2 separate regions of the Mus musculus genome follow, and region 2 is linked to region 1. A link is a loop called in an ENCODE intact Hi-C map of the cell type or tissue named here. Cell type or tissue: left cerebral cortex. All regions are shown on one strand. Links, peaks and the distances in the headings refer to the core of each region. The heading gives the core; the rest is flanking DNA.

Region 1 (2,922 bases), core at 298-2,797:
CATTTAAAAAAAATAATGTTATAAGAAAAATTTAAAAACATTTATTTGAGAATTTTATATAGTGTATTTTGATTATATTCATATGTCTTATTTTAGTATTTTGTTACAGGTCTCACTTTGTAGCTCTGGCTGGCCTAGAACTGTTTGTAGATCAGGCTAGCCTGGCTCTTCCTCTAGAGTGAAGATATAAAGGTTTGAGCCACCACTCCAACAAGAGTTTATTTTAAAACATGTGATGGTTAGTTTTAATCGATGACTCGACAGAGTACACAGAGTAGAATAACCTGAGATACTCAGTGAGAAGTAGTCTACATTGGGTTGATCGTGGGCTTTTCTTAGTTGGGTTAATTGAGATGGGAAGACGCACCCTGAAAGTGGTCAGCATCATTTCAGGGACTGGTCCTGAGCTGAATGAGCAACCTAAGCACTAGGCATTGATTAATTTATTACTGTCTTCTCTCTTTTTTTCGAGACAGGGTTTCTCTGTGTAGCCCTGGCTGTCCTGGAACTCACTTTGTAGACCAGGCTGGCCTTGAACTCAGAAATCCGCCTGCCTCTGCCTCCCAAGTGCTGGGATTAAAGGCGTGCGCCACCACCGCCCGGCCTGTCTTCTCTTGACAGTGTGTACAATTCAACCCAAATCTGATTTTCCTCTCCCCAGTTCCTTTTTTTTAAAGATTTATTTATAGAGTACACTGTCACTGTCTTCAGTCATACACAGCAGAAGAGGGCATCGGATCTCATCACGGGTGGCTGTGAGCCTCCTGTGGGTGCTGGAATGTGAGAGCAGGTTCCCTGGAAGAGCATCAGGCGTTCTTGACAACCAAGCTCTTGCTCTAACCCCACTGATTTTAAAATTTTTTTGAAATGATTATCCTAGTTGGATTTTTTTTTAAAGTGTATGTATATGAGTATACTGTCTCTGTCTTGACACACCTGAAGAGGGCATTGGATCCCATTACAGATGGTTGTGAGCCACCATGTGGCTGCTCAGAATTGAACTCAGGACTTCTGGAAGAGCAGTCACTGTTCTTAAATGCTGAGCCATTTCTTCAGCCTCTGATTTTACTTTTTTGAGACAGGGTGTCATGTAGCCTCTGCTGAACTTGAATTTAAGCTCCTCCTGTCTCCAACTTAGGACTCTGCCTGCCTCTGCCTACTGAGTGCTGGGATTAAAGGCGTGCACCACCACGCCCAGCAGCATTTTACTTTTCTTTCTTTCTTTTTTTTTTTTTTTAAAGATTTATTATTACACAGAAGTACATTGTAGCTGTCCTCAGATGCACCAGAAAAGGGTGTCAGATCTCATTACGGGTGGTTGTGAGCCACCATGTGGTTGCTGCTGGTATTTGAACTTAGGACCTTCGGAAGAGCAGTCAGTGCTCTTACCCACTGAGCCATCTCGCCAGCCCCTTCATTTTACTTTTAAATCATAATGGGGAGAGTTCTAATTTTATAAAGACCAGAAGAAATAATTACATCTCAGGAAATACAGAGATCATGCCTCCTTGTTTTAGAGAAGAATGTTTTATATTCCACTTGAGTTTGTGATCAGCTAGTTGTAAAACGTCTGAGATCTCTGGCTAGACTTTTAGTTTAGACTTTCAATCTCTGCCCTTTCTGTTACCTGCGTAGCATTAGATTTACATACAGTTTGCCTTTGGAATGGCTGTTTTGTAAAAGTGGTTTTGCTAGTTATGCAGAAATACAAGTAATCAGTATTTAGCCTCGCCATCTCCCCAGCCCCTAATCTTTGGTCTTATGTGGTAAGCAAAAGCTTTACCATCGAGCTACATCCCCAGAAAACACATTGTTTCTCCTTGGGTAAATTGTGATGTGTCTGGGGCAAGAATTTAAGGTATTTTATATTAAACAACTTATTTTGAAGATTGGTCTTAACTAATACTGGCTTTTTTGCTTATAACAGGTAGAGCGTCACAGAGAACATCTTATTAACTACATTATATTTTTGAGGATCACACCGTTTCTTCCTAATTGGTTTATTAATATTACATCTCCTGTGATAAATGTACCATTGAAAGTGTTTTTTATTGGCACTTTTCTAGGTAAGACCTCTTACTCTCGTTGTGTGCATGGCCAACTGTCCAGCTGGCCTAGATTGCCTGCTGTTTGCAAAATCACCAGTACCATATATAACTCTTGGGCACAAAGCCTGGCCTAGATACATAGCTTGTTCAGTGTGTTGTAATATGTTACCTCTCCAAAGAATGAGCACTCTGTACTAGAAATTATTTTAATAATGTGAGATTAAGCAGAACCCCCTCATCTTTGTTTGTTTAATACTAGTGTTCACGTGGGTGTGGGTGGTAAGTGGGGACTTGCATGTCAAGCAGCCTGCATCACCCCCCGTATTCTTAGCCCAAGGAGAATATTTTCCCACCCCAACTCTGGCCCAGCAGCCCTTTCTTCCTTTGACAATGTGAGCCAGTTAGATCAGAGATGACAGGATCTCAAGGCCATGAGCTTTGTTGGCTGAAAGCTCTTCTCACGCACCTGGACTGCATGCTAGCACCCTGGTGAGCATCCCAGGCCAAGCTCCAGCAGTCCTCTGGTCTTTAAGGGGATTGGCTAGTGATGACAAGTAACTGACCAAAGATCACTTACAAAATACTTCTCTGCTGCAGACTTTACTGTGTCCCCATGCAGGACTTGTTAACTCCACGATCTATCTCTCTGAACAGAAGAAAACATTTAGTTTTTGGTTTTGAACTTCTTTGAGTTCTAATCACATATTAAGTCCAATTTATTAGGGGAAACAAGATCAACACACATCAAGAAATTGATACTAGATTTGAAATTAATAAGTGGATATAACATAATTTAAGGGGTTGAGTGCTTGCCTACTTACCATGTACAAAGCTCTGGGCTTGATACCCAGAACCACAAAAAATTTTTCAAATT
Region 2 (2,922 bases), core at 139-2,638, 52 kb before region 1:
ATTTTTCTTTCCCTGTGCAGGAATAATCGGCCTCTGAAGTTCTGGATCACAGCCAGGCTCCATTCCAGCTCTACCATCTTGTTATCCTTTCACCCAATCACACTATGCTGCACAACTTTTATATAAAAATTTCGTTTTAGCTTTGTAAACATGAAGTACAATGGCAATACAAAGAATCTTACGTATATTTTACAACATGTGCTACAGTTTTGTTATAAAAATAGCAGGTTGAATGCCTTTAATCCTTGCACTCAGTAGACAGAGGTAGGTGGCTGAGCTCAAGGCCAGGCTGTTCTACAAAGTAAGACTATCTCCAAATTAAAAAAAAATTAGTCGGCACACTTGGCACCTCTAAAATTAGGTGGCGCACGCCTTTAATCCCAGGACTTGGGAGGCAGAGACAGGCAGATTTCTGAGTTCAAGGTCAGCCTGTCATCCTGGTCTACAGAATGAGTTCCAGGACAGCCAGGGCTACACAGAGAAACCAAAAATAAAATTTAAAAAATGGTATGTTCTGAAAAAAGAAAATTTTAGCAAGCACAAAATATACACCTGTAATAATCAGTAAATTTCAATAAACATACCTGATAAGCTCAGGTGAGTGGATAATGGCTTCTACAATATTTTCTCGAATACAATGCCGGTCTTCTTCTGGAATAGTATATGGAGCGATGTCCCCTGGTGTGGCTTCCCGATCAGGCCAATATTGTGTTATCATATTTTTTAAATAAATAACACCTAAAACATAGACCATCCACAAAGTAATGTTTACTATAAAAACAGAATACAGTATCTTTGGGGGAATATCAACATTAGGAGGAGATTCTTAGTAAGTAAACTAATACCTAATTCTTTCAAGTCAATAATTAAAATTCAGTAGAAGGCATTTACCCACAAAATTATTAAACATACAGCCCAAGAGAACCCAGCAAATGAACTCTGCATACCAAAATTTTCTAAATAAAACCCATAAGGATTAAATCATATAAATTCAGATCCTATACCTCATCATTTGAACATGATAAAATTCATTTATCTATTAACAAAAATTATAGAAAAATAAAACATAGCCGGGTGCACGCCTTTAATCCCAGAACTTGGGAGGTAGAGGCAGGCGGATTTCTGAGTTCGAGGCCAGCCTGGTCTACAGAGTGAGTTCCAGGACAGCCAGAGCTATACAGAGAAACCCTGTCTCAAAAAACCAAAAAATAAATAAAATAAAACATATAAGGGTTCTCAGTGTCTAAATCCAGTATTTCTATCACACAGAACTTCAAATATTATGAGAAAATGTGCTGTACTCAAAAATCATAGATTACAATCTGCCAGCCACCATACTGCTACCTTTGCACATTGCTGTCTAACAGTTAACAAGCTGTTGATGCAAGTATGATCTACGTCACTAACAAGGCTTTTTACTCAGCCATCTGGGGAATGTGGAGCACAAATGTATGACATGAAATTGACTCCTACATTCTGTGGGAGACTAGAATGACTGGTAAATTCTACCTGAAGTCTTATACCCACTTAAACAAAGGTAACTGTGTCTTCAGAATTTAATTAATACTTAATCTTTTTGTTTGTTTGTTTTTCAAGACAGGGTTTCTCTGTGTAGCCCTGGCTGTACTGGAACTCACTCACTCTGCCTCCCAAGTGCTGGGATAAAAGGTACGAGCCACCATTGCCCGGCAATTAATACTTAATCTTAACACTGTTATTTTAAAAAGGGAATTATATCTATAGTAAGACATGGGGCTGACATCATCTAGATTTTCACTACTATAGAATTAATTTATTTTACCAAGGGCTAATGAGATGGCTCTGAGGGGTAAGAACACTGACTGCTCTTCCATAGATTCAGAGTTCAAAACCCAGCAACCACATGGTGTCTCACAACCACCCATAATGAGATCTGAAGCCCTTGTTTGGTGAGTCTGAAGACAGCTACAGTGTACTTATTTATAATAATAAATAAATCTTTGGGCCGGAGTGAGCACAGTTGACTGGAGCGAGCAGAAGTCCTAAATTCAATCCCCAACAACCAGATGAAGGCTCACAACTCTTGGGAGGCAGAGACAGGCGGATTTCTGAGTTCGAGGCCAGCCTGGTCTACAAAGTGAGTTCCAGGACAGCCAGGGCTATACTGTCTGGGGGGGCGGGGGAGACCAAACAAACTCACATCTATCTGCATAGCTACAGTGTATACTCATATACATAAAATAAATAAATCTTCAAAAATATTGTATTTGCTCAAAACATAGCAAGAGCAAAAATTAGGACCTGACAGTGCTATGTCTAGATAATTTTTTTCATTATAATGAACACAAGAATTGAATGCATACTTAATTGACTTAGTAGTATTAGCTTTTCATTATGACAAAACATAAACTGAAAACTACACAGTGCAAGTTTATTAGTATTCAGCATACCCCAAACATACTACTATAAAACCCAAATGAACTTATCATGGGGATAAAATACCAGGACTTAAACCACTAAAATGTGCTCTACAACTGATGTACGTTGAAGTCCCAATTCCAAGTTTAATAGCTTCCATTTTACAAATACTAAAATGATTCTCCATTATAATTTTATCTTCCAATGTATAAAATCAAGACAAAAAAAACTAACCATCTTCTTACATGTCAAACACTTTTATTCTAGTTAAAATTTGGGAATTAAAGAGTACATAAGCTTCCTTTGGAGTTATAGGCCCTGTAAGAATAGTAAAACTAAAATTTTTGATGAGAGCACTGGTTCAATTCCCAGCATCCACATGATAGCTCGGAACCATCTTAACTGCTGTTCAAGAGGATGTGGTGCCCTTTACTGGCCTCAGCAGATACATACCCAGGTAAAAACATCCATACACATAAAGCTTTTTGAAAAAAAAAAAGTATCCAATTTTCACTTTATAGCTAG

The links. Peaks named below come from ENCODE experiments on the same cell type or tissue, not always from the same donor. Only the 100,000 strongest peaks of a DNase experiment are listed, where the experiment ranks them.
Region 2: it touches region 1 in a loop (2.3-fold over the local background); 13 of 42 quality-filtered maps call a loop at or near these places.

Annotation. Positions count from the first base shown.
Region 1 is chr7:109,975,739-109,978,660 of GRCm38, reverse strand. Tmem41b (transmembrane protein 41B) reads left to right here. Exons shown (of 7, transcript NM_153525.5): 6 at 1,928-2,066. Among named protein-coding and RNA genes, the nearest start is that of Tmem41b, 9.0 kb to the left of the region's middle. In left cerebral cortex, for the core only: a CTCF peak has its summit at 1,338; DNase peaks (open chromatin) are centred at 1,323 and 2,143; H3K27ac peaks cover 239 bases.
Region 2 is chr7:110,027,507-110,030,428 of GRCm38, reverse strand. Ipo7 (importin 7) reads right to left here. Exons shown (of 25, transcript NM_181517.5): 3 at 585-738. Among named protein-coding and RNA genes, the nearest start is that of Gm25636, 5.8 kb to the right of the region's middle. In left cerebral cortex, for the core only: no CTCF peak of the experiment used is centred there; a DNase peak (open chromatin) is centred at 1,410.